Linked DNA regions of Homo sapiens: regions 1 and 3 are each linked to region 2. Evidence: chromatin loops called from intact Hi-C (ENCODE). Cell type or tissue: OCI-LY7. All regions are shown on one strand. Region 1 has its middle 43 kb from the start of FSD1L. Region 2 overlaps SLC44A1 (solute carrier family 44 member 1). Region 3 overlaps SLC44A1 (solute carrier family 44 member 1).

Region 1 (8,000 bases), 45 kb before region 2:
TAACTCTGCCTTTTAACTGAAGAGTTTAATCCATTTACATTTTAAAAAACTGGTAAGTAAGGCCTTGCTTCTGCCATTTTGTTGTTTATTTCCTTTATATCATATCTGTGTCTTCTCTTATGTTTAATTGATTTTTCTAGTGTATTATTTTGATTCTCATTTCCTTTTATGAATGTATATTTTTAGTTATTTTGTTAATGTTACCTTGGGGGTTATAATTAACATCCTAAATTTATAATAATTTAGTTTGAATTAATACCAATTTAGCTTAAATAATGTACAAACACTGTGTTCCTATGTAGCTCCACCTTCTCCCTTTATGTTGTTATTGTCATACATTATATCTTTATACATTGTGTGTTCATTCAGATACATTTATAATTATTGTTTTATGCATTTGCCTTTTAAATCATGTAGAAAAAAAGTGAGTGACAGGCCGGGTGCGGTGGCTCACGCCTGTAATCCCAGCACTTTGGGAAGCCGAGGTGGGTGGATCACCTGAGGTCAGGAGTTCGAGACCAGCCTGGGCAACATGGTAAAACTCTGTCTCTACTAAAAAAGACAAAAATTAGCCAGATGTGGTGGCATGCACCTGTAGTCCCAGCTACTCAGGAGGCTGAGGCAGGAGAATCACTTGAACCCAGGAGGTGGAGGTTGCAGTGAGCTGAGATCATGCCACTACACTCAGCCTGAGCAACAGAGCAAGACTCCGTCTCAAATACAACAACAACAACAACAACAAATGAGTGACAAACAAAAAATACAATAATACTAGCTTTTATGTTTACCTATGTAGTTTCCTTACTGATGTTTTTATTTTTTATTTTTTTGTATAGCTAGAGTTACTTGTGTTCTTTCATTTCTTCCTGAATAATTTCCCTTAGCATTTCTCATAGGGCAGGTCTACTAGAAGCAAACTTCCTCAACTTTTGTTTGTATGAGAATGTCTTGATTTCTTTCAGTTTTTTGTTTTTATTTTATTTTATTTTTTGAGACGGAATCTCAGTCTGTCGCCCAGGCTGGAGTGCAGTGGCGAGATCTCGGCTCACAGCAGCCTCCGCCTCCCAGGTTCAAGCAATTCTCCTGCCTGAGCTGGGATTACAGGCGCCTACCACTATGCCAGCTAATTTTTGTATCTTTAGTATAGACAGGGTTTCACCATGTTGGCCAGGCTGGTCTCCAACTCCTGACCTCAGGTGATCCACCTGCCTCGGCCTCTCAAAGTGCTGGGATTACAGGTGTGAGCCATCGTGCCTGGCCTTATTTTTATTTTTTGAGACAGAGTCTTGGTCTGTTGTCCAGGCTGGAGTGCAGTGGCATGATCTCAGCTCACTGTAATCTCCACCTCCCAGGTTCAAGTGATTCTCCTGCTTCAGCCTCCCAAGTAGCTGGGATTACAGACATGTGCCATCACGCCCAGCTAATTTTTGTATTTTTAGTATAGACAAGGCTTCCTCATGTTGGCCAGGCTGGTCTTGAACTCCTGACCTCAGGTAATCCGCCTGCCTCAGCCTCCCAAAGTGCTGAGATTACAGTGGGATTACAGGTGTGAGCCACTGTGCCTGGCCTTCTTTCAGTTTTGGTGGAGAATTTTATTGAATACAGGATTCTTGATTAACAATTGTTTTTCTTTCAGGGTTACTATACATCATCCCTCATTCTGATAAATCAGGGAATAATCTTATTAAGGATCACTTATATGTAGTGAGCTGCTTCCCTCTTGCTGCACTCAATATTTTCTATGTTTCTTTGTCAACAATTTGGTTATAATCTGTTTGAGTGTGGATCTCTTTAGGTTTATTTTATGTGGAGTTTGTCGAGCTTCTTAGATGTGCATTCATGTCTTTATCACTTTTGAGGAGTTTTCAACCATTATTTCTTCAAGTATTTTTTTCTTTATAGCCCAGACCTTATAAGACAATATTTCTTCAAATATTCTTTCTGCTCCTTTCTTTCTCTCTTCTCTTTCTGGGACTCCCATTCTGTGTATGTTGGTATGCTTGAGGGTATCCCACAGGTCTCCTAGGCTCTGTTCAGTTTTCTTCACTCTTTTCTTTTTCTGCTCCTTAGACTGAATAATCTCAGTTGATCTATCTTCAAATTTGGTGATTCTTTCTTCTGCCTGCTCAAATCTGCTACTGAACCCCTCTTAGTGAATTTTTGATATCAGTTATTTTCAACTCCAGGTTTTCTATTTGGTTCCCTTTTTTATCATTTCTATATTTTTATTGATGTCTTCTATTAGGTAAAACATTGTTCTCTTGATTTTCTTTAGTTCTTTGTCCTTCACTTTCTTTGTGTCTTTGAGCATATTTAAGACAGTTGATTGAAAGTCTCTGTTTAGTAAGTCAAATATCTGGGCTTCTTCAAAGACAGTTTCTTTTTAAAAAAATTTTTTTTAAAGAGATGAAGTCTTGCTCTGTCACCCGGGCTGGAGTGCAGTGGCTCAATCTCAGCTCACTGCGGCCTTGAACTCGTGGGCTCAAGGAAGCCTCCCACCTCAGCCTCCTGAGTAGGTGGGACTACAGATGCACGCCACCATGTTCGGCTACTTTTTCTATTTTTTGGTAGACATGGGGTCTCACTATGTTGCCCAGGCTGGTCTTGAACTCCTGGCCTCAAGCAATCCTCCTGCCTCAGCCTCCCAAGGTATTGAGATTATAGGTGTGAGCCACCACGTCTGGCCAGTTTCTGTTAATTTCTACTGTTAATAGGCTGTACTTTCTTATTTCTTTGTGTACCTTGTAATTTCTTGTTGTTGAAAACTGGACATTTTGCATATTATAATGTGGCAACTCTGGAAATCAGATTCTTCCTCCTCCCTAGGGTTTGTAGTTGCTGGCTTATTGTGGGTTATCGTTGTTTATTTGTTTAATGACTTTTCTGAACTATGTATTGTAGAGACTGTATTCTTTGGTGTGTGTGTGTGTGGCCACTGAAGTCTCTGTTTTGTTAGTTTATGGTCAGCTAGTGATTTGACAGAGTTTTCCTTAAATACCTGGAGCCACAAAAAAAAAGAGATCACCTTCCAGTCTTTGCACATTCATTCTTTATGGGGGCACTGCTTAACCCTTAGCAAGACTGTTTACAACTCTGCTCTAGCCTTTACTTCCTGCTTGCATCGAAAGGTTAGCCAGAAGCGAACGTTTGTGGTCTTCTCAGGTCCTTCCTGTGTCAAGCCCTGGGCATGTGTGTGGCCTTGGACATTTCCTAGTATATGCAGGAGCTTTTGAAAGCTGTTATTCCTCCGTGTATGTCCTTTTCTAGCCTCTTCTTTCCCAGGCTTCCATCTGTCTGCCGTTTGCCGCATCTGTTATTCTTCACCACAGGTTGCTGCAGCTAGTATATAAGCCTTTAAGTGCCATTGACAAATGTCACTTGGGAGATCACTTCAACCCTAAGAAGCTTCTGAGGCATGTGACACAAAGATAAACCCCTGAGTTGATCATTCAGGGAGCCACCAGACAATTCAAAACACACAACCACAATTTTTTTTTTGAGAACAAGGTCTAACCACACATTGCTTACTTGGGCATTGGCAAGCCACATCAGAAACATGAGCCACCACTTTCACAGATGCTGCTAAGCTGGTGAGTGGAGATGGTATGCAGATAAGTTAACATGCCTCAATGCTCTTACTGAAATGTCTTTATTTAGCATTTGCCTAGGTGTGTAAGTTCTTTATTAGATTCTAGAATTTGGTAAAAATTGATTGGACAGTTTTTGTCAATTTGATCATCGTTTTTGTGGAATGATGGAGTTTTGGAATTTCCTGCTCTGCCATTTCAATCATATCATCCCACCATTAGCTTTTTTTTTTTTTTTAAATGGAGTCTTGCTCTGTCGCCCAGGCTGGAGTGCAGTGGCACATTCTCGGCTCACTGCAACCTCCGCCTCCCCGATTCAAGAGATTCTCCTGCCTCAGCCTCCCGAGTAGCTGGGATTGCAGGTGCCCGCCATCACACCCAGCTAATTTTTTGTATTTTTAGTAGAGATGTAGTTTCACCATGTTGCCCAGGCTGGTTTCAAACTCCTCACCTCAAGTGATCCACCCGCCTTGGCCTCCCAAAGTCCTAGGATTACAGATGTGAGCCACCGCGCCTAGCCACCATTAGCTTTTATACATAAAACTAGCGTGGAGACTCTAGCTTGTTCTGTTCACTTTTATATTCTTGGCTTCTAACACGTAGTAGGTACTCATTAAATATCTGTTAGCTAATGAATGAGTGAAATGAAAAAATTATCATTGTCTTACACAATCCCTATAAAACATGACTATTCCCATTTTACAAAGGAAGATCCTGAGCCTCAAAAAGCTTTTGTGGCTTTCGCAGGTTACCCAGCTTCTACAGCAAGAGGCAGAGACAGATTCAAATCTATATCCATAGTGCCAAACCTTTGTTCTCTTCCTTATACGATGCTGTCTCCTTTAGGCATCAGAAAATAAGGAGATAACAACTCTGTTGTATTTAACTGCTTTCGAAGCATATTCCTATCCCCTAAGTTCATTTATTTATCATCGTAGTCCTACAGCACAGGCTGAGCATATAACATTTTATAGTCAAGAAAATAGGCAGAGAGGACAAACAACCCATGACTGGACTGGAGGCACTGGCAATAAATTCAAATACTCCAAATCCTACATCAGTGCTTTTTCTGTTATTTTATCTTGTCTCTTTATGAAAGTAAATACGGCTTCATCTTAAAGTGGTTCTTTCCAGGTGAAAAGTAAATTATTTTCCAATGCAGCATTGCATGCAAACCAGGACCTGGAGATTCACGCTTCACTCCTGTCTTTCTTTCACTTGGCCCCTTACACCAACCAATCATCCGTTTTTGATGATTCTATCCCTCCATTAGCTTTTAAATATATCCCTTTCTCTCCATTCTTTTTTTTTTTTTTTTTTTTTTGAGATGAGTCCTGCTCTGTCACCCAGGCTGGAGTGCAGTGGCACAATCTTAGCTCACTGCAACCTCCGCCTCCCAGGTTCAAGCGATTCTCCTGCCTTTTCTCTCCATTCTTATTGCTAGTGCCCTAGTTGGAATTCTCATTCTGAATCACATGGTATATTTACAATGGTCTCTTCACTTTGTTTTCCTGGCCCAGAAGCAACTCACCCCATGCCATACTCCCCACTGTTGTCAGGGTAATTTTTCCCCTGAAAGGCAAATATCTCCAAACATTCCTTTGGTTAAAATCTTTCAGCAAGTCCTCATTTTCTGCAGCATAAAATCAAGACCGTTAGGGTGGCCTGCAAGACCCTCGAGATCTGATCCCTACTGACCGCTCCAATTTCATGTCCCCACACCTACACTTCAGTACAGATTCACAGACACATCATCATTTCTTCACACACGCTATTCCTCCTTGGAACACTCTCTACTTCCCTTTCCCCAAAGGCTTATTTGCTTATTACAGCCCCACCTCCCTGGCCCTCCCACCTTCAGGTGGGTCTCCCTGCTACTCCTGAGTTAACTCTGTTAGAGTGGCTGGCACACTAGATTACAATCATCTGCTTACTCCTTTGCTTCCTAAATATGGTGTGAGTTTTCAGAGAGCAGAGGCTGGGTCTCTTATTCTGGTATTCTTAGCTAATGTAGAACTCAGTGAATGTATCCGAAATAAATGAAGACTTATCTTTCTGTTTTATTTACACCCAAGAACCATGTCGTGTAACTCATAGTAGAAACAGATCTAAATAAGGTATGAGGTAACAACTTCAGTGAAAGCATCAGGAAATTACATGCTGGGACTTCCCCAGCTTAGCATCCCCAAATCCCAATTTAAGAGCCATATGTGGGTTATTTTTGCTTCCACAGTAAACTGAAGAATGCATAAACCTTCTTCTACCAGAGAATAAAATTCTATCGATCTTTGTGTTTTCCTTTCCTATCAGGTTGCTAAGAAAGCTGAAAGAATTTAAGGCTTCAATGCACTGTGACCATATTAGTCCCAGAGTCCAGCATATTTGTTTCTTCCTGTTTATGTCTTTGCTTTTATATTTTTAGTTTAATAATCTTTTCGGGCTGGGCATGGTGGCTCACACCTGTAATCTCAGCACTTTGGGAGTCTGAGTTGGGAAGATTGCTTGAATCCAGGAGTTGGAGACCAGCCTGGGCAACAAAGCGAGACCCTGCCTTTCCAAAAAAAAAAAAAAAAAAAAAAAAAGCTGGGTGTGAAGGTGCATGCCTGTAGTCTCAGCTATTCTAGAGGCTGAGGTGGGAGGATCGCTTGAGCTATGGAGTTTGAGGCTGCAGTGAGCTATGATGGGATCACTGCACTCCAGCCTGGGGTTAAAAAAAATCTTTTTGTATATATGCCTTCTTGGAAAACAAAAGCAGCATAAATATATAAACAGACACTAAAAACATATTGCATGTTATTTCTTGTTAGCATAGAAGCACACCAATGGTTAGCATGACAATGTAGAAGAGTAGAGTTGGAGTCATTGAGAGGTTTGTCTACAACTACCTAAGCGACACACGCCTTTGTTATGTGGGGAGCTGAAAACCAGAAATCATTATCAGGGAGTGGAAAACATTTTTTGCTGGCACAGATAAATATTTTCAGGACCTCTAACTCTAATGGACTCCTTCCTATCACTACAGAGATTTTACAACAGTTAGCATGGAACAGAAAAGGTAAATATTTCCAATATTCAATGAAGTAGAGAATCAGAGCTTAGATGAATTTGACCATCTGGCAAAAGCCCCCATCTCTAAATGAAGAGATGGCACACGTCATCCTGAGTATAGGCCTTCATGATTTATTTTCCCTTTCCCTCCAATTTCATTAGTCACCAAGCCTGTTGGATTTCTCGCTGGAATCCTGCTCTTTTCCAGTCCTCCTCTTAGGCCCCGGCTCAGGCTTCCTTCCTCCCAAGTCTTTCTCTTCTAGATTTCCACTCTCAACGCAGTCTCCATATGGCTAGATTGCTCCTCTGCTTACAACCTGTCACAGGCTCCCCACAACACACACTTTAGGTCTGAACACACATGTAAGAGTCCTGTATCCTCTCCAGGGTCACCTCTTGGTGCAAACGCACATCTTCTTTGCTCTGGACATCCTGAATGACTTCTGTTCCTCATGTTGCTATATGAGTGCCAAAGTGCTTCTATTCTGGGTAGAATCACCCTCCCACCCCTTCATCATCTGGCTAATCCCTGCTTATCCTTCAAGACTCAGCTGAGACAGTTTCTCCTAATGACCTCAACACCTTCCTGTGTGCTCCAAAGCACTCTCTACTATCACTGCTCTCTGCGTCCCTCATTAGGCTGTGAGCTACTTAAGATCAGGGAGTATTTAGAACTGAGCTCCCAGAATATAACTCTGGCTGACCAGAAGAGGTCTCAGGAAATGCTTGTTGAATGAAAGTGGATACATTTAGCACGCTGCTGTGAGCATGCTTAGGAAATGCATCTGAAATGGGCCTCACACATCACAATTTCCAGGAAATGTGAGACGTGCATCTCCCTAATCCCCACCTATCATTTCCATCATCCTATTATTTCAAGTCTATCATTTCTATTATTTCTTCTAATCTTTCTAATTTTATCAGATCCTCTCCACTCCTCCTCCTGACCTTTCCCTGGTCTAATAATAATAAAAAAATCCTAAATCCATTTAGATTTGACTTAGATTTGTTTTCAAATTGAAAGCCCATTGTCCTAAATTACAATTTATTAAATGGACTCTTTCCTTCCTTATTCATTTTAGGTATATTCTATTTTAAGTATAATCCCTTATAAATAATACGATTTGTTTTGGAAACTTTCTCTTCTATTCCACTGGCCTATTATCACACTGGTTTAGTTACTATCATTTTATTATCTTACCCAGCTATTTGTGTTTAATATAATTTTTTCCTGTTAAAAACTATAGAGGAATATTTTAAATATACAAATAAGCAAAGGAAAAGCTAAAATTACTCATAGTCCCACAAAACAGAGATAACCATAATCATCATTTTTATGTAAATAGATGGCTTTCACAGCTGGCT
Region 2 (8,000 bases):
GAGGCCGAGGTGGATGGATCACATGAGGCCAGGAGTTGGAGAGCAGCCTGGGCAACATGGAGAAACCCTGTCTCTACTAAAGATACAAAAATTAGCCAGGCATGGTGGTGCATACCTGTAGTGCCAGCTGCTCGGGAGGCTGAGGCAGGAGAATCGCTTAAACCTGGGAGGCTGAGGTTGCAGTGAGCTGAGATCACACCACTGCACTCCAGTTTGTGTGACAGAGAGACACTCTGTCTCAAAAAAAATAAAAGGCCAGGTGCGGTGGCTCACGCCTATAATCCCAACACTTTGGGAGGCCAAGGCAGGCGTCCTGACCTGATCATGAGGTCAGGAGTTCGAGACCAGCCTGGCCAATATGGTGAAACCCTGTCTCTACTAAAAATACAAAAATTAGCCAGGCATGGTGGCATGTGCCTGTAGTCCCAGCTACTCAGGAGGCTGAGGCAGAAGAATCACTTGAACCCGGGAGGCGGAGGTTGCAGTGAGCCAAGAGAGCACCACTTCACTCCAGCCTGGGTGACAGAGCAAGACTCTGTCTCAAAAAAAAAAGACGAATATGAAGTAGGTTGTTGAGGAGCCATAACCACTACAAGTTCTGATGGCTATTGGACCTTCATCAACAAATGTCTGAAGAATTACCTCTCTCTGATGTTCTAAAATACTGGAATGCAAATCACGTTTGTCACTAAGAGAAAGAAGCTTATCTTCTTACCGGTAGTGCCAAGAAAAAGAAGTGTCATGATCCAGTACACCCAAAACAAGACAAGAGCAAAGAAAGTCCAGAAGGGTTGGAAGACTAGCAGTGGCAAGTGAATGAAGACCTTGCCAGCTACGTGGAACAAGGCGATGGTAAGAGCAACACGTTTGCGCATAACCAACATTATCAGGAATAAGATCACCTGTATGGAGAGAATGGTTTCAGTTATTATTATAAGTAGTGAAAACAGAAACCGAAAATAGTAGAAATTTTTAACATAACCCTTCAGCCCCAAACCTGGAGGTAGCATTCTTTGAATTTCAATAATACTTTATCAGTAAGTATCTCTCTTGCAATATTTATTGTCAATTTTATATTATGGTTACCAAGTGACCTTTAAAGCAAAACATAAAAGGATTTCTCAACTTATTAATACATTCTAGAATTTTTTTCCTTTTCCCTTTGCCACTCATTATGAACCAAAACATACTGTCAGTCAGGATGAGACTCTTTATTTATTTAAACAGATACACCACAAAAACGAGGTTTTTATTTGTATCTTCCTTATTAGACCAACAGCTCCTTAAAAGTGGGATCTGTGTCAGATTCACCCTTTGCCTCCTCCCACCCCCACATCCCATCTTCAGCAGCTGGCACAGCAAATTGTACCTAAAATGAGATTTCATTCATATTTTGTTGTAATATCTGTATAACAATAACTAACAAATATCTTTTGGCACCAATGGTTTTATGATGGCTTTATTTTTTGTTTCTGATGCTCAATAAAAAGCTTGGGATTGCTCTTAGAAGTAGACTGATTTTTTTTCTTTTTTCAGAGAGAAGACGATGATGAACCAAAGGTATACATATAAATTATTTAACCACATGTTAATTGGTAATTTTATTGCTTAATACCTAAGCAGCAAATCTCACACACACACACACACACGCGCGCGCGCGCACACACACGCACACACAAACACACATATATATTTTGGAGACAAGGTCTCACTCAGTTGCCTAGGCTGTAATGCAGTGACACAATCATGGCTCAGGTGACCCTCCCACCTCTGCCTCCCGAGTAGCTGGGACCACAGGTGCACACCAGCATGCTCAGCTGATTTTAATTTTTTGTGAAGACAGGGTCTCACTATCTTGCCCAGGTTGGTCTAGAACTCGTGGGCTCAAGTGATCCTCCCACTTCAGTCTCCCAAAGTGCTTGCATTATAGGCATAAGCCACTGTACCTGACCACACCTATATTTTTGAAATAACGCCATAAAGTTAAATGAAAAGTTTGAAAGACAAATGGGAAGATAATTAGCAAACAAGTAAATGGAATGATATATTTTTTAACATACTTTTCTACAGTAAAGGGAACCATTTTTAAAAAGTAATTATCTTATGACAATAAGAAATATGTTCTTGTAAGCAAATGGTAATGTAAATATTCTAGGTGAAAATCCTCTCTCAAAAAGCAGACAGGGTAGAAAAAATGTTTCATCAAATAGCACTCATCCATGAGGGAAGCCTTCAAGAGACTTTTTAGTGTTTCATACACTATGGCACAGAGATATTATCTACTGGAGATCAGGGTTAGGAATGCAAAAGCTAGATTTGAGTTTCTGCTCCATTAATGATCTCCTGCAAACAAAAACACAAAACCGAAAGACACGCCAAAGCCTAAACTCACTGTGAACACTGTAGCTGAAATGGCATAAATGAGGAGGGCCCGAAGATTGTCTTCAGCTATCTGAAGCTGCTCAGGAGTAACAGTTTCTTTGGGAGACCTTCTTTGCTTTGCATACAGCCACCATAGTACACCTGTGCCTCCTGGAGACAAAAGACCCAACTGTTAATGCAATAATTAGGATAAGAAAATGTGTAACATAAATTCTCAATTTTCTTGACCCTTCCTACAGATCATCATGGGACTAATGCAGTGACAATCCATTTGGCTGGGAAGTACATAGCTATAACTTTTTGCCAGCATAAAGAAAGTGTCCATTGCTCTATTATCATCCTCCACATTAAGCATTTATAAATCCTTCAGTGTATCAAATAAGCTTCCTTCAAATGTATTTATTATTGACTATGAAGCTAAGAGCGAGCCAGTAGAAACATACACCCCTGACAGGAATTGACCACAAAGAAAGAGCCTCAGCATTTAAGCTGAGGAGGCTGGAGGAAGGAAATAAGCATCACAGAAAACATCAATGAAGCTTAAAGAGGGCAAGGATCTTCTCTGTTGTACTCATCACAGATACCTCTGTGACTTGCACTGACACAGTAATGCAGTTGATTAAGTATTTGTACAATGAATAAATGCAAATCAAAAGAACAGTTCCCACCAAAGGGAGGAACAAAGAGGAAATCTCTGATAGTGGTGGGTGCTAGGGATAAGCATTTTTAAATCTCCAACACCGGTTGAGAGATTCAAAGAACCAGACTGAAGAGGGAGACAAACCTACCTCCACATATGAGAGCTGACTTATATACCTACTTTCAACCCATTCAGCATTTTGAATGCTACAGCACCTATTGTTCTAGCTGGAGATAGAACAGTAAACAAAGCCAAGTTCTTACTCTTGCTGTTCATGGAACTTATATAATAATAGGGAAACAAAAAAATAAGAAAACAAGGAAAAATACAGTATATTAAGTCTAAAGAAAAAATGATCTCCTGGTAAGAAGGATATAGAGTGTCTGGGTAGGGAAAGCTTTGCAATTTTATATAAGATGGGTAAGCAAGGCCTCACTGGTATTAGTAAGATGATATCTGAGCAATGGAATCAAAGACAGAGAGCAATCTATGACACTATCTAAGGAAAGAGTGTCCCAGGCAAAGTTCAAAGAGACTGAGGTAGAACCATGCCTAGTATGAGAGAAAGAAGACCATTGTGGCTACTGCAATGAGCAATGCGGAAAGTGGTAGAGATGTGGGCAGAGAGGTAGCTGCGGACCAGACCACACTGTAAGGCCTTGTAGGTCACAGTGAAAAAATGGATGATTCAGAGTAGAGACATGTGTGTGTGTGGCTGATATGATAAATGTCTGGGATATAAAAAACTGAAGCAAAGTCGATGTACATCAACATCTGCACTCAAGAGTTAATGAGATCAAAGGCAAATTCCATTACCTATTTGTTGGCAAATACCAAGTACAAATTTTCCATCTGTTGAAGAGGAGGAAACAAATCAAAACTACCAGAAATTGGTGAAAAACATTTTAGAGCAAGGGAATGTTTCCATTTTGAAGTCTTGCAGGCACAAGAAAATTGTCTGGAAAAATGTTTAATATATTCAGAAAATGGAAGAAAATATGTTTCCTACATACAGAAATGAATTATAGGAGAAAAGCTGAAGTTAAAAAAATAGAATGAAATTGAAATAATGATGTCAAGGAGGAAGCTGTTCACAATAGCCATGGTAGACAGTATTTATTATTAAAATTTAAATTTGTATTAGGAACTGTGCTAAGTCCTTTATAGATGTGATCTAATTTAATCATTATAACACTATTCATATCTAGAGTTTTAAAGTTTTGTCTAATTCTGAATCTTAATTAAATTTGCCTATGATCTTTTGGGGGAATCTTTTTCAATTCTAAAATTTTTTATTTCTGTATTTGATTATTGTTTCTGTTCCATTGGTTTTTTTCTCCTAAGGTCATTGTTTATTCTTCTGCTGTCATCTTCTAACTTAACAGTTTACTTTTTTGGTAATTTTCCTTTACATTCAGGAAGACTTCTTCAAATTTATTTCCAAATAACTGATTTAGTTTTCCTTACTAGCAGTTCTGTACTACTTTATGGAAAAAGGACCAGTAGTTCCTACTAAAACTAGTCCAGGAAAACGTAAATGTAAATATAATTATAAAAGTTTTTAAGGCAAAGATAAACAAGAGTTTTAAAAAGATACAGCAGGTGAAAGCAATATTTTAACTTTAATTATAACCCGAGTACAAAAGCTCAGACTATTTAACAAGGGCGAAAAGTGGGAGGGAGCAGAAGAGAGTAGGGGATGAAAGGAAGGAAAGTTTATGTTAAATTTAAGGGAGGCAGGGAAGAACTCAACATATATCATCTTATTTCTGACTTTAATAATCACAGTAGTCTAAAGAATATTTTCTGAAAACAACTGTGGAAGTGAAAATGTAACGTATACCATCAAAACAAGGGTGAAGATAACCAAAGAAAACATAGTTCGTGTAGCAAAGAGAGAAAACAAGAAAGAATGAATTTCAAGAAAGACAGAACAGATGAGAACAGTAAGACCAAACATACCAGTGAAGATGATAAATGTAATGAGAACAAATTCCATTACTAAAAGGTTTCATATTCAGCTGGTAAAATTTAACTGCATATGTTTATATACATATGCATAGAAAAAAGGTCTCAACTTCAAATGCCAACAGTGATGAAATGAGGGGAGGGGCAAATATAATTATAAGAAATTTTAAGGCAAAAATTAACAGTCTTCCTTGAGGATATAGCTTGTGAAAATATAATTTATTTTCTTCTTTATATTTCTATTTTCTACCAAAGTAGTTAAGAGGCTGAGGTAGAAAACAAAGAAATAAATAGCTTACCAAGTGAACCGAGTATGACCAGAATCGTTAAGATCCACACAAGTACTCTTGATATATACCTGATTATCACCATCAAAATCATGGATAGAACTGCAGGGAAGATAGAGAACATATAGAATATTATTTGAAAATGCAGGTAAATACAAATAAAAACGCTTTAAATGGTTGCTTTTTTCCCCAGGGAAATAATCTGTTGCTATTGACCACAATTTAGATAAGGAAGGAAACTAGCTGCTGTTGTATTTGACTCTGCTACCTGTACCACTTAAATAGCATCACTCGAAACCAAAGTCACCTAACTGTGGGTTTATAAACTACAGAAAAAAATACATGCAAATGCACATGGTGACTCAAAAACAGCACAAGACTGTTGTGGATTCACCACGGGGAAGACATCAGACATGCAAACATACATGCCAGCACACAAAGTGTAGAGAATGACATGTCATGTTGGTGACAAGAAAAATTACTACACATAGACAGAGATCAGTTAAATTAGGAGCTACGCTTTATTGAGTAATCTATGTATTTCAGGAGCAACTAACTTCTCTGACAGTCAGTCAAGAAGCTAAATGGCATCTTATCCTTTTCTGGCTGTTTCTCCTCTAGAACTCCAAAGGATGGTCCGACTCTGTGGAATAACATCCTGAAGCCTACTATGGCCGAATTTCCTCTGTCTAATTTCTCAACTGAGGTCAGGGGTCCCAGGTGAGGAGACCTTCCTCAAAAAGGAGCAAAGCTGTTTGAGTTATACAGCCAGTTCTTCTACCTGCCCCAAGCTAAATCCGATGTGCTATAATCCTGAGTAAAAATCTTAAAGAAGAAAGGAAAGATTTAACCCTTGCATGGGAAATACGTTTCTGAAATAATAATTTATAAATTTCTTAATTATCTAAAGGCCCATTCCACAAACAAATGAACAAAGATTTTTTAAGATTATATTACACTCTTAAGCCTCAAAAGAGAATCATTCTAATAAAAAATAGAATTCTGATGGCTTAGCATTATTGGCACTATTTTTTAATTGGATCTTTAGTTTTTGGTTAAAGTTTTAACTATTTCAAAAACCAAATAATTTTGATATAAAGCTAGACTAACAGTTAAGTTTCTTTGGGCCACTTGCAAAGCCAAATAAATGGTTGGGATTTGTGTCTAGGTAACATTATTAAGGTACTCACTTTTGCAATAAATGTACAGGAACCAAAAACAGATGGGAGCCTTTCAAATATCACAGAAATAGATTTTCATATGGACAGCATTATTTCAATTGAGTCAAGTACTACCTAAGCAAAAAGAAAATACTCTCTAATGACAGGAAAGACGGAAATACAGCTTGTATCTTCTCAATGGCTATAATTGTTAACAGGCATAAATACTAAGTTTACTTATATAATGAAATAGCTGTTGGTTCCTACCATAGTTTACTTCTCCCAACTAAGAAGGCCTATACATTCTGATAAGGTACATATAGTTCTAGAATAATATAGGGAGTTTTAATCTTGAAAATAACATTTTTGTTTGATTTATTATCTATTTATTGACTAGAAAACTCAGTGGCTAATAGGTGGAGATTTCCTAATTTTTCCAGCAATACACTGATACTATGCACTGTAGCAATGAAAAAAAAATTACATACTTCAAAAGTAATCTATCAGAAATCTGTGTTCTTAAATGGGAATATATAAGAGAATATGTCGCCTCCTGTATAAGTAAATACACCTTTTAGGAATCATAACTAAAAACAGAGGGTTGTTGATTCATTAAAAGAAGCCTCTTGCTCTCATATTAAAGTAGCTATAGACTTAGTAAACAACGTTTGGGAAAACACTAGTTTTCTCCAATGAAAGAAAAAAAGAAGGGAATGAGTTTCAGATATATATACATACTTATATGTACATATTCTTAACTATATATAATCTGAAACAATGATTTTGGCTATGGGAAGTTAAACATTTTACAAGTATCCCCAGTTGTATTCATATTTTGGCTAAAAGACAAAACAGTCTTCTTCTGCAATACTATGCAATAGCTAATAATGAGAAAAACAATTACCTAGTGATAACAAGCAAAGTCCCAATATAATTTCTTTGCTGGTCATTACTCCACTAATCAGCCTGTGTAAGACACTATTGTCACTGACAAAGGTGATCAGGGCCTCTGCAAACTTGGCATAGCAGGAAATGTTCACAGGAGCACAGCGATGGAAGAATGGAATAGGTGCACTGGTGACACAAGAAAAAAAAATCAGAAAAAAAATTACTCCTACTTAATATAAATGCCACATCAAACACACAAATGAAAGGTGAATATGGCTGCAATACACTCCACCCTCCACACATCATTATGGGAGCTAAGAGCTGTGTGCTTAATGCTATGAGGATGACTGTCATGGGTAGTGATGCAAATCTTACCACAAGCCTTATCAAAGAGGGTGGAGTGCATGTTCCAACAGAAGACATTACCCGCCCCTTCTGAAAAGAAACGCACACACACACACACACATACACACACACAACTACCAAAAGCAAAACCAAACACTTAAAACTCCTTAGCCTGCACATCTACCAGTCAAGGGGCAGATGACAAAGCTTACAAACACATACTTTATTGAACTGAAAATGAATTTTTGCCATAAGCGATTTAAAAATAAAAAGCACATGCTTTTACTTGAAATATGCCACCATTAATAGAATGTTTCCTCTAACAAAACA
Region 3 (8,000 bases), 99 kb after region 2:
CAGGAGGCCAAAGCAGGAGGATCACTTGAGCCCCAGAGTTTGAGACCCTCCTGGGAAACATAATGAGAACTCATCTCTACAAAATAATTTTTAAAAATCAGCTAGGCGTGGTGGTGCAAATCTGTGGTCCCCGCTATTCAGGAGGCTGAGGTGGGAGGATCACTTGAGCCTGGGAGGTTGAGGCTGCAGTGAGCTATGATCACACCACTGCACTCCAGCCTGGGTGACAGAGTAGACTCCATCTCAAACAAACAAACAAAAAAGACTGAACATTGATCCAAACAAAGTTATGATGATATATCTGCAGCAGAAGGATAAGGGCAACCCGAAGTAGGTGCACAGGGTAGGGCAAAGGATGGTGTTGGAAGACAGCTCAATCTTTATCTTCTACAGTGGAGTCCAAAATTAATGTCAAAAATTGAAAAGCGAGGAGGTAGCAGTATAAGCATATTAAAGATATATAGGGGGAAAAGCAAAAGAATTAAAGATTTAAAAGTGGTGGTCTCAGGGCAGCAGAAAATGGGGAGGGTGGGGAGCTTTTTAAAATAACAAGCCCTAGAAATGCTTAACTCTTTAAAATACAAACATATGAGCTGGGCGCAGTGGCTCACATCTGTAATCCCAGCACTTTGGGAGGCTGAGACGGGTGGATCACCTGAGGTCAGGAGTTCAAGACCAGCCTGGCCAACATAGTGAAACCCTGTCTCTACTAAAAATACAAAAAATTAGCTGGGCATGGTGGCGGGTGCCTGTAATCCCAGCTACTAGGGAGGCTGAGGCAGGAGAATCACTTGAACCCGGGAGGTGGACGTTGAGTGAGCCAAGATCGCGCCATTGCACTCCAGTCTGGGCAACAAGAGTGAAATTCCATCTCAAAAAAAAAAAAAAAATACACACATGTGTAACTGATAAAAATAAAAATTACATAGATTTAATCATGAAAGCATAAAAGTAAAGTAAAGAAGTGGCCCAGAACAGTAAAGTTTCTGAAAGTCTGACATTCAGACATGGTTGTAAAAACTAAAGGTGTTTAACTTTAAAACACACACACATACCTTGGCACACACTAAAGGCCAATTTCGGTTTTTTATTCTGTTTGGCTAATGGGTGCAGAATCAGAACAATGAAGTTACATGGACACAGAGCTCGGTAGTGCAAAATGAAATTTCTAATAACTGCCTGAATGTAGAACAAATGCCTCAGGAAGCAGTAAGTTATCTGTTGCTGGAAGTGTTTAAACAAAGACTGAACAAAATCCACGTAGAGTATGTGACATAAAATTCATGGCTACCTTGGTAGACCTCTTAAGCCCCTGACAGTTGTGTAATTCTGTAAAAGGATTCCATGTGACAATTTCCTTTGAATCAGTATCATTCTAAAATAGGACTAGAAACACTGGTAGGTGAAGAAGCTCAGGCACTCGGTACATTTGTGCTTCTTTTTCCTTTTATCCCACCTCCACCTCCTTTCAGCTTTTGGCTTTTCATTTCAAAAGTCTTAAATATATTTACATTTTATTAAAAATTACCTAAAACATTTTTGGAACCAAATGAGATTTAAAAACTTAAAGAGCATAAACAGAAAATGTATGTCTGAATGGGAGAAAGCTGGAAGATAAATGGAAAGGTGGTCTGATGTAGTGGTAGGAAACAAATTGAATACTTGGGTGTCCCTGAATCCATTCTGGACCCTGTAGTTAGTCCATGGCCATGGAACACTAAACAGGTCACTGTGCCCAGTTAGGTATGAGACTTTGGGACTATGGCAAGAGCACATGGATTTCCTGGCAGGGTAACAGGGCAGAGATACATGACTAAGTCATAAACACATAAGAGCAACAAAAGAGCCACCATAGGTTAGTCAACAACGACAGAAGAATACTTTCGATGTGTTCTACTTTAAAATTTCTAGAATCTGCTCTATCAAAGAAGAAAACTCATTTATTAGCTTAAAAGCTGGTCATTTCAACATGAAAATTAAAATATTACCCATATTATAGGTACAATCTTTTCTATGGGACTGCCTCAAAAGCCATTGTGACTTGCATACAGGCATCTGAAGCTTTGTTATTTTCTTACTCAAGGACAGTATTTTTTTCACTCTGTATAATAAAATGCTGTCATGCCTACAGACACAATAACTTTATCCTAAAGTTTACTGAACTTCATCCTTACCAGTGAAGCACAAACACAAACCAAACTTCAAAAATAACATCTATGTTCCTTTAGGGCACTTTTGTATTTCTAGTTTTTAGTTTTGAAAATTAGTTTAAAATCTAGCAAGGAATTATCAGTGTTTTACACCTTGTAAACTATACTAATATTTAGCTATATAAGAAACACAGGGCCAGGCGTGGTGGCTCACACCTGTAATCCCAGCACTTTGGGAAGCCAACGCAGGCGGATCACCTGAGGTCAGGAGTTCGAGACCACCCGATCAACATGGTGAAACCCCGTCTCAACTAAAAATAAAAAAATAAAATTAGCTGGGCATGGTGGCGGGCGCCTGTAGTCTCAGCTACTTGGGAGGCTGAGATAGGAGAATCACTTGAACCTGGGAGGCAGAGGCTGCAGTGAGCCGAGATCGTGCCATTGCACTCCAGCCTGAGCGACAAAGTGAGACTCCCTCTCAAAAAAAAAAAAAAAAAAAAAAGAGAGAGAGAGAAACACAGATTCAGCTGGGCTCTGGCACACTGACAAAGCTACACCCCTCCGTAGCATCTCCCTTAACAGACTGCACACTTACAGAAGGAAAAGTCTCATTCTTTGTTGAGCCCAGTACTTAGCCTGACAGCACACCAGCCCATGAACATTGAACAGAACCAAAGCATGCAGCCAGCTTGGGATTCTCTTTTTATTCTACCGATATTCTCGGTTCTTTTATTTTACTTTTCAGCATCTTCCCTTTGTCCTGAGTTTCCTCATTGCTGCAATGGGCAGAAGCAGTGCTGCTTGTCATCTTCCAGGTCACACTCTGAACAAAATACTTAAGACTGGAGCTTTACCCAGTCTACTCCCAGGCAGGCACTGAGAAAATGGGCCAGAAGAGCTTTCATTATGCTCTGTGGGCCAGAAACAAGAGGTGTGTTGCAGGGAAATGGGGGAAGGCGGTGTGGCAGAAGGGAAAGAAGGCCCTCATTCTTATATAATAAATCTATCGTCCAGTGCTGATTACCTGTCATACTGAGGTTTTGATGAGGCCCAGAGGGTTCTAGCTTATGATGTGCCTTTTTTCCTGATTGGTTAATATTAATGTATACACCAAGACTTCATTATAACCTAGGAACACATGCTAGCAAGGTAGAATTCAAAAGCCCACCAGAATTAAACAGTTTGAACGGCAGCTAGTTTTAATTTTCAGGTTCATTCCCATTTCTCTCCATTGGCAAGTTGTATTTGTTTTAACCATAATCTTGACAAGTATCAGCACCACAAACTAAATGTTTAGTCTCTGAATACTCCATCCCTGTTCCATATGTATTCAATAAACATTTATTGAGGATCTATTATTTGCTTGGCCCATCATCCCTATCCTCAATTCTTTCTCCAACCAAAGATAGCATTCCATCTCCGAATGGTCATTTGGAGTTTAAGTGATAACTGTAACTGCCCCTCTGCTGCAGCAGACTTGAAGAAAGGAGAAAATCCTCCAGTGCAGATCATAGCTCCCCTTCTTGCTGTTGGCCCAGCTGACCCCATAGCAGTTCATATTATCAAGTTTCAAACTTGAAGGATTCTTTTGTCAATCATTTACCCTACCTAATATCCCTTGGAGATCTCAAATCACTAATCTGAGAAACAATGATTCACGTGAAAGGGTTTTAAGTTATAATATACTTGAGTGACTTGAAATTTATCTACTTTTGCCAATATCTTAAAGAAGAACATGAAGTTTGTGATGCACTTAAAGTCAGTTTCAGAGCTGAGTGATTCTTAGTTAAGAGTCACCTGATCCAACAACCTTATTGTTGCTTCTGGTTTCACCATAATCACTTTTGTTGTCATTTGGGAGAATGAAATTGAGAAGCAGTATTTCAAGCAGTGTTACTCAAAGTGTGCTGTGTAGGAGAGCAGTTCAAGATATAGTGAAAAAAATTTTAAAGGACAGATAAGTCCAATAAAGGCCAGTTAAGCAAAGTTAAACTGGTTTCCTGGGAGGCAGGGCAATGACCCTAAATATGTTAATATGCATGATTACTTTTCAAATGGGGTTGGGAGGCCAGTGAGGGGGTGGTATGAAGTGAGCAAGAAGAACCTCTCAAACTTTTCTGACCTCAGAACCCTTTTTTTGGCAGAACACCTTGTAGCCCTGGTGCTTTGGAAGCACATACTTGGGAGAAATCCTGATTAAGATATTCTTACATAAGAAACATTTAAATCTTTCAAAGTGATGGCATGTAGAGCACCATCTATCATATCTTAGAGCCTGATTTAAGTAGCAGATCCTTCCTCACCCAGAAGTCTCCCAGCTCAATTTGCTTGTTGCAACCTCAAGATAAATAAGTGTTTCCACTTGGTCTTGGTTTACTTTCTCAGATCACATTAAACTATAAACTTTTTAAACTAGCAGCAAACTAGAATTGCTTTCAGTTTTAAAATGAAGTGCCTTATTAAAGTATTATTTCCAAACTTTCATAACTGAAATCTGCTTCTATCAGCAGTGTACACTGAAAAATGTTTTTCTTGATTAAAACTATGGCTAGTTTCAAAATATGTCAAAATATACTTAAAACTTGGTATCTTTAGAATTGTCTTCCAACACCTGTGGTTTCAGAATTGTCATGAAAATACAAAACCACATGCAAAATAGATTTGGAAAAACTTTGAGGCTTAGCAAGCAAGGAATAAAACTCTCTTAAATATGCTGAGTTTTTAAAATGAAGTTTATTATTTTAAAAATTCCAGCTCTTGCTCTGATGGTAGGAATCTCTGCCTTCGTAATTTGATCTTAATGTGCACACTAATCATTTGTGCTCCAGAGTCAACTTTATTGAGGCCATTTTCTTCACCCTTTCCTCTCTTACTGCTCTCCAGAGCCTTGTTGGCACTCAATATTAATAACACAAGCATCAATTATATTAACCCTTTCGAAGGCCATGAATCTCCAAAGACTGACTAAACATATAAATATCCATTACTTATTTAAAAGTGTATTTTCAGGAATTGGTGAATTATGGGGAAAGAACACAATTACAGTAACAAGTAGTAAACTTGCTGTCATGACAGACTTGTTCAGACTTAGTTCTTAGAAGAAAATATGGAAGGGCCCTGGAGGATACGCACAGTAGCCATTGGTCCTTACTTAGAGTCTGAAGTTTATAACCACCACTTTCAGACTCTGCTCCAAACTGTCGTACCCTGGCCTCTATAGTTTGAGGTGCACTGATTTAAAACCAACCTACACATAGACTTTAAAGAGAGAACAAACAGGCGTGGTGGCTCACACCTGTAATGCCAGCATTTTGGGAGGCCTAGGCGGGCGGATCACCTGAGGTCAGGAATTTGAGACCAGCCTGGCCAACATGGTGAAACCCCCTCTCTACCAAAAAAAAAAAACAAAAACAAAAACAAAAATTAGCCAGGTGTTGTGGTTGGCGCCTATAATCCCAGCTACTTGGGAGGCTGAGGCATGAGAATCCCTTGAATCCGGGAGGTAGGGGTTGCAGTGAGCCAAGACTGCGCCGCTGCACTCCAGCCTAGGCAACAGTGCAAAACTCCATCCCAAAAAACAAAACAAAACAACAAACAGCAAACAGCACACACAACCTCTGAAATTAAGAGACAAAAAAGTGGTATCTAAGGTACATTCAATCTACCATTTAATATAGCAGTCCTTGGAACAGCAGAGGGAAATACAGCAGGAAGTGCACAGGCTTGGAACTACTCCCAGTTTTACACTACTTGGGCGATCCTAGTCAAGGTACCTAGCCTTTCTGAGTTTCTGTTTCCTCCTCTGTAAAATGAGGCTAACTGGGACCCACCTCAGAGTTATGAGAATAAAATGAGAACTGCATGTAAAGCGCTTAGCCCAGAGGCTACCACACAGTAAATCCCCAGCAATGACTGGTGTTCTCTATATTCTATATGCTCATGACTTAAAGCATTTTCTGAAATCCAGTTCTGGGTCTTCAATTCCCTATGGAAAATACCGCCTGGAGGTATTAATATCAGTACCACCTCCAGTCAGTCCATACAAAATTGAATTCATCTTCCCCTCTCCACAAACTAGTCCCCATCTCAACTAACATGTCTAGCCATTATAATACCCTTCTTCCATGATGTGGCGTTCAAAACATCTGTTCTTTCCTTCTCTTTCATCCCACATATCCAGATTAAGTCAGGAAGGTCTATTTTATTTTGACTCCACAATAACTCTTCTCTGTTTCCTGTTTACACTGGTATGAGTTACTGAACAGCTCCCTGGGCGGCCTCTGCCTTCTATTTCTCCCATTCAGGTGCAGTTATGCTGTCAAATTAATCTTCCTTAAACCACTCTGAAAACTCCTCCATGGCTGCCCATTTTCCTCCCCTTCAAATATGAATGCCTTCCCCAAATGCAACATAACATCTCTTCACTCCACTCTGGTCAGGTCTCCTTTCCATACTGACAAGCAGCAAGTTATTGTCTGCTTCCTTGCCTTTGACCAACTGTTCTTTACACTGGAATTCCTCTCCCTGCTTTCTACTAAAATCTGTCTGCCCTTCACTTTTTCTAAACCCCATTCTTCCAGACCAGATCTTTTGCTGGAGAATCATTTTCAGGAAGCCAACTCCCCAACTATTCTTTCCTCTCTTGGTTTCCCCGTCCCCTGAACTCCTTGCCACCCAATTTAGCCTCTAATTATTTATGTTTGTTTCTCTCTTTGCACTCATTTTCTAGACACAGTTTACAATCTGGGAGCCAGGCACGGTAGCTCATGCCTGTAATCCCAGCACTTCGGAGGCCAAGATGGGTGGATCCCTTGAGCCCAGGAATTTGAGGCCAGCCTGGGCAACATAGGGAGACAAGACCTCGTCTCTACAAAAAAATACAGGCCAGGCACAGTGGCTCACGCCTGTAATCTCGGCACTTTGGGAGGCCAAGGCGGGCAGACCATCTGAGGTCAGGAGTTTGAGACCAGCCTGATCAACATGGTGAAACCCCATCTCTACCAGAAATACAAAATTAGCCAGGCGTGGTGGCACATGCTTGTAATCGCAGCTACTTGGGAGGCTGAGGCAGGAGACTCGCTTGAACCCGGGATGCGGAGGTTGCAGTGAGCTGAGATCATGCCACTGTACTCCAGTATGGGCAACAAGAGCGAAACTCCGTCTCAAAGAAAACAAAAACAAAAACAAAAAAAGGCCGGGCGCAGTGGCTCACACCTGTAATCCCAGCACTTTGGGAGGCCAAGGCGGGTGGATTACCTGAGGTCAGGAGTTCGAGAGCAGCCTGACCAACATGGTGAAATCCCACCTCTACTAAAATACAAAAATTAGCCCTCTGTCGTGGTGGGCACCTGTAATCCCAGCTACTCAGGAGGCTGAGGCAGGAGAATGCTTGAACCTGGGAGGTGGAGGTTAAAGTGAGCTGAGATCACGCCACTGCACTTCAGCCTGGGTGACACAGCAAGAGTCCATCTCAAAAAATAATAAAATAAAATAAAATAAAATAAAATAAAATAAAATAAAATAAAATAAAATAAAAATAATACAAAAATTAGCTGGGCGTGGTAGTGCATGCCTGTAGTCCCAGCTACTTGGGAAGCTCAACCAGGAGGATAGCTTGAGCCCAGGAGATTGATGCTGCAGTGAGCTGAGATCTCACCACCGCACTCCAACCTGGGTGACAGAGAGAGACCCTGTCTCAAAAAAAAAAAAAAAGAGTTTCCAGCCATTTTGTAATCTTAAGAATGAAAGCCATATGCTTACATAATGAAACCAAAAGGAGAGTGGGTCTTTGATAAACGAGGAGTCTCATATTAGCCCTGAAACACTACTTCTGGACTTACTTTGGGTAAG

What was found. Hi-C counts contacts between places; a loop is a spot of excess contacts. Peaks named below come from ENCODE experiments on the same cell type or tissue, not always from the same donor. Only the 100,000 strongest peaks of a DNase experiment are listed, where the experiment ranks them.
Region 1: a loop joins it to region 2, with 2.4 times the contacts of the local background. A loop is called at or near these places in 3 of 110 quality-filtered maps.
Region 3: a loop joins it to region 2, with 5 times the contacts of the local background. A loop is called at or near these places in 6 of 110 quality-filtered maps.

Annotation. Positions count from the first base shown.
Region 1 is chr9:105,401,145-105,409,144 of GRCh38, reverse strand. It overlaps a transcript of SLC44A1 not described here. Among named protein-coding and RNA genes, the nearest start is that of FSD1L, 43 kb to the left of the region's middle. RefSeq lists a silencer at 3,471-3,671. In OCI-LY7, a CTCF peak has its summit at 7,328 (motif pointing right); DNase peaks (open chromatin) are centred at 3,144, 3,544 and 7,354; H3K4me3 peaks cover 1,783 bases; H3K27ac peaks cover 2,659 bases.
Region 2 is chr9:105,355,723-105,363,722 of GRCh38, reverse strand. SLC44A1 (solute carrier family 44 member 1) reads right to left here. Exons shown (of 16, transcript NM_080546.5): 6 at 7,342-7,511; 7 at 5,290-5,379; 8 at 2,393-2,532; 9 at 716-902. Among named protein-coding and RNA genes, the nearest start is that of FSD1L, 88 kb to the left of the region's middle. In OCI-LY7, CTCF peaks have their summits at 2,946 and 3,167; a DNase peak (open chromatin) is centred at 5,592; H3K4me3 peaks cover 832 bases; H3K27ac peaks cover 2,324 bases.
Region 3 is chr9:105,256,428-105,264,427 of GRCh38, reverse strand. The region is part of intron 1 of SLC44A1 (solute carrier family 44 member 1); the gene reads right to left. Among named protein-coding and RNA genes, the nearest start is that of SLC44A1, 16 kb to the right of the region's middle. In OCI-LY7, no CTCF peak of the experiment used is centred here; DNase peaks (open chromatin) are centred at 4,487 and 4,807; H3K4me3 peaks cover 3,125 bases; H3K27ac peaks cover 3,618 bases.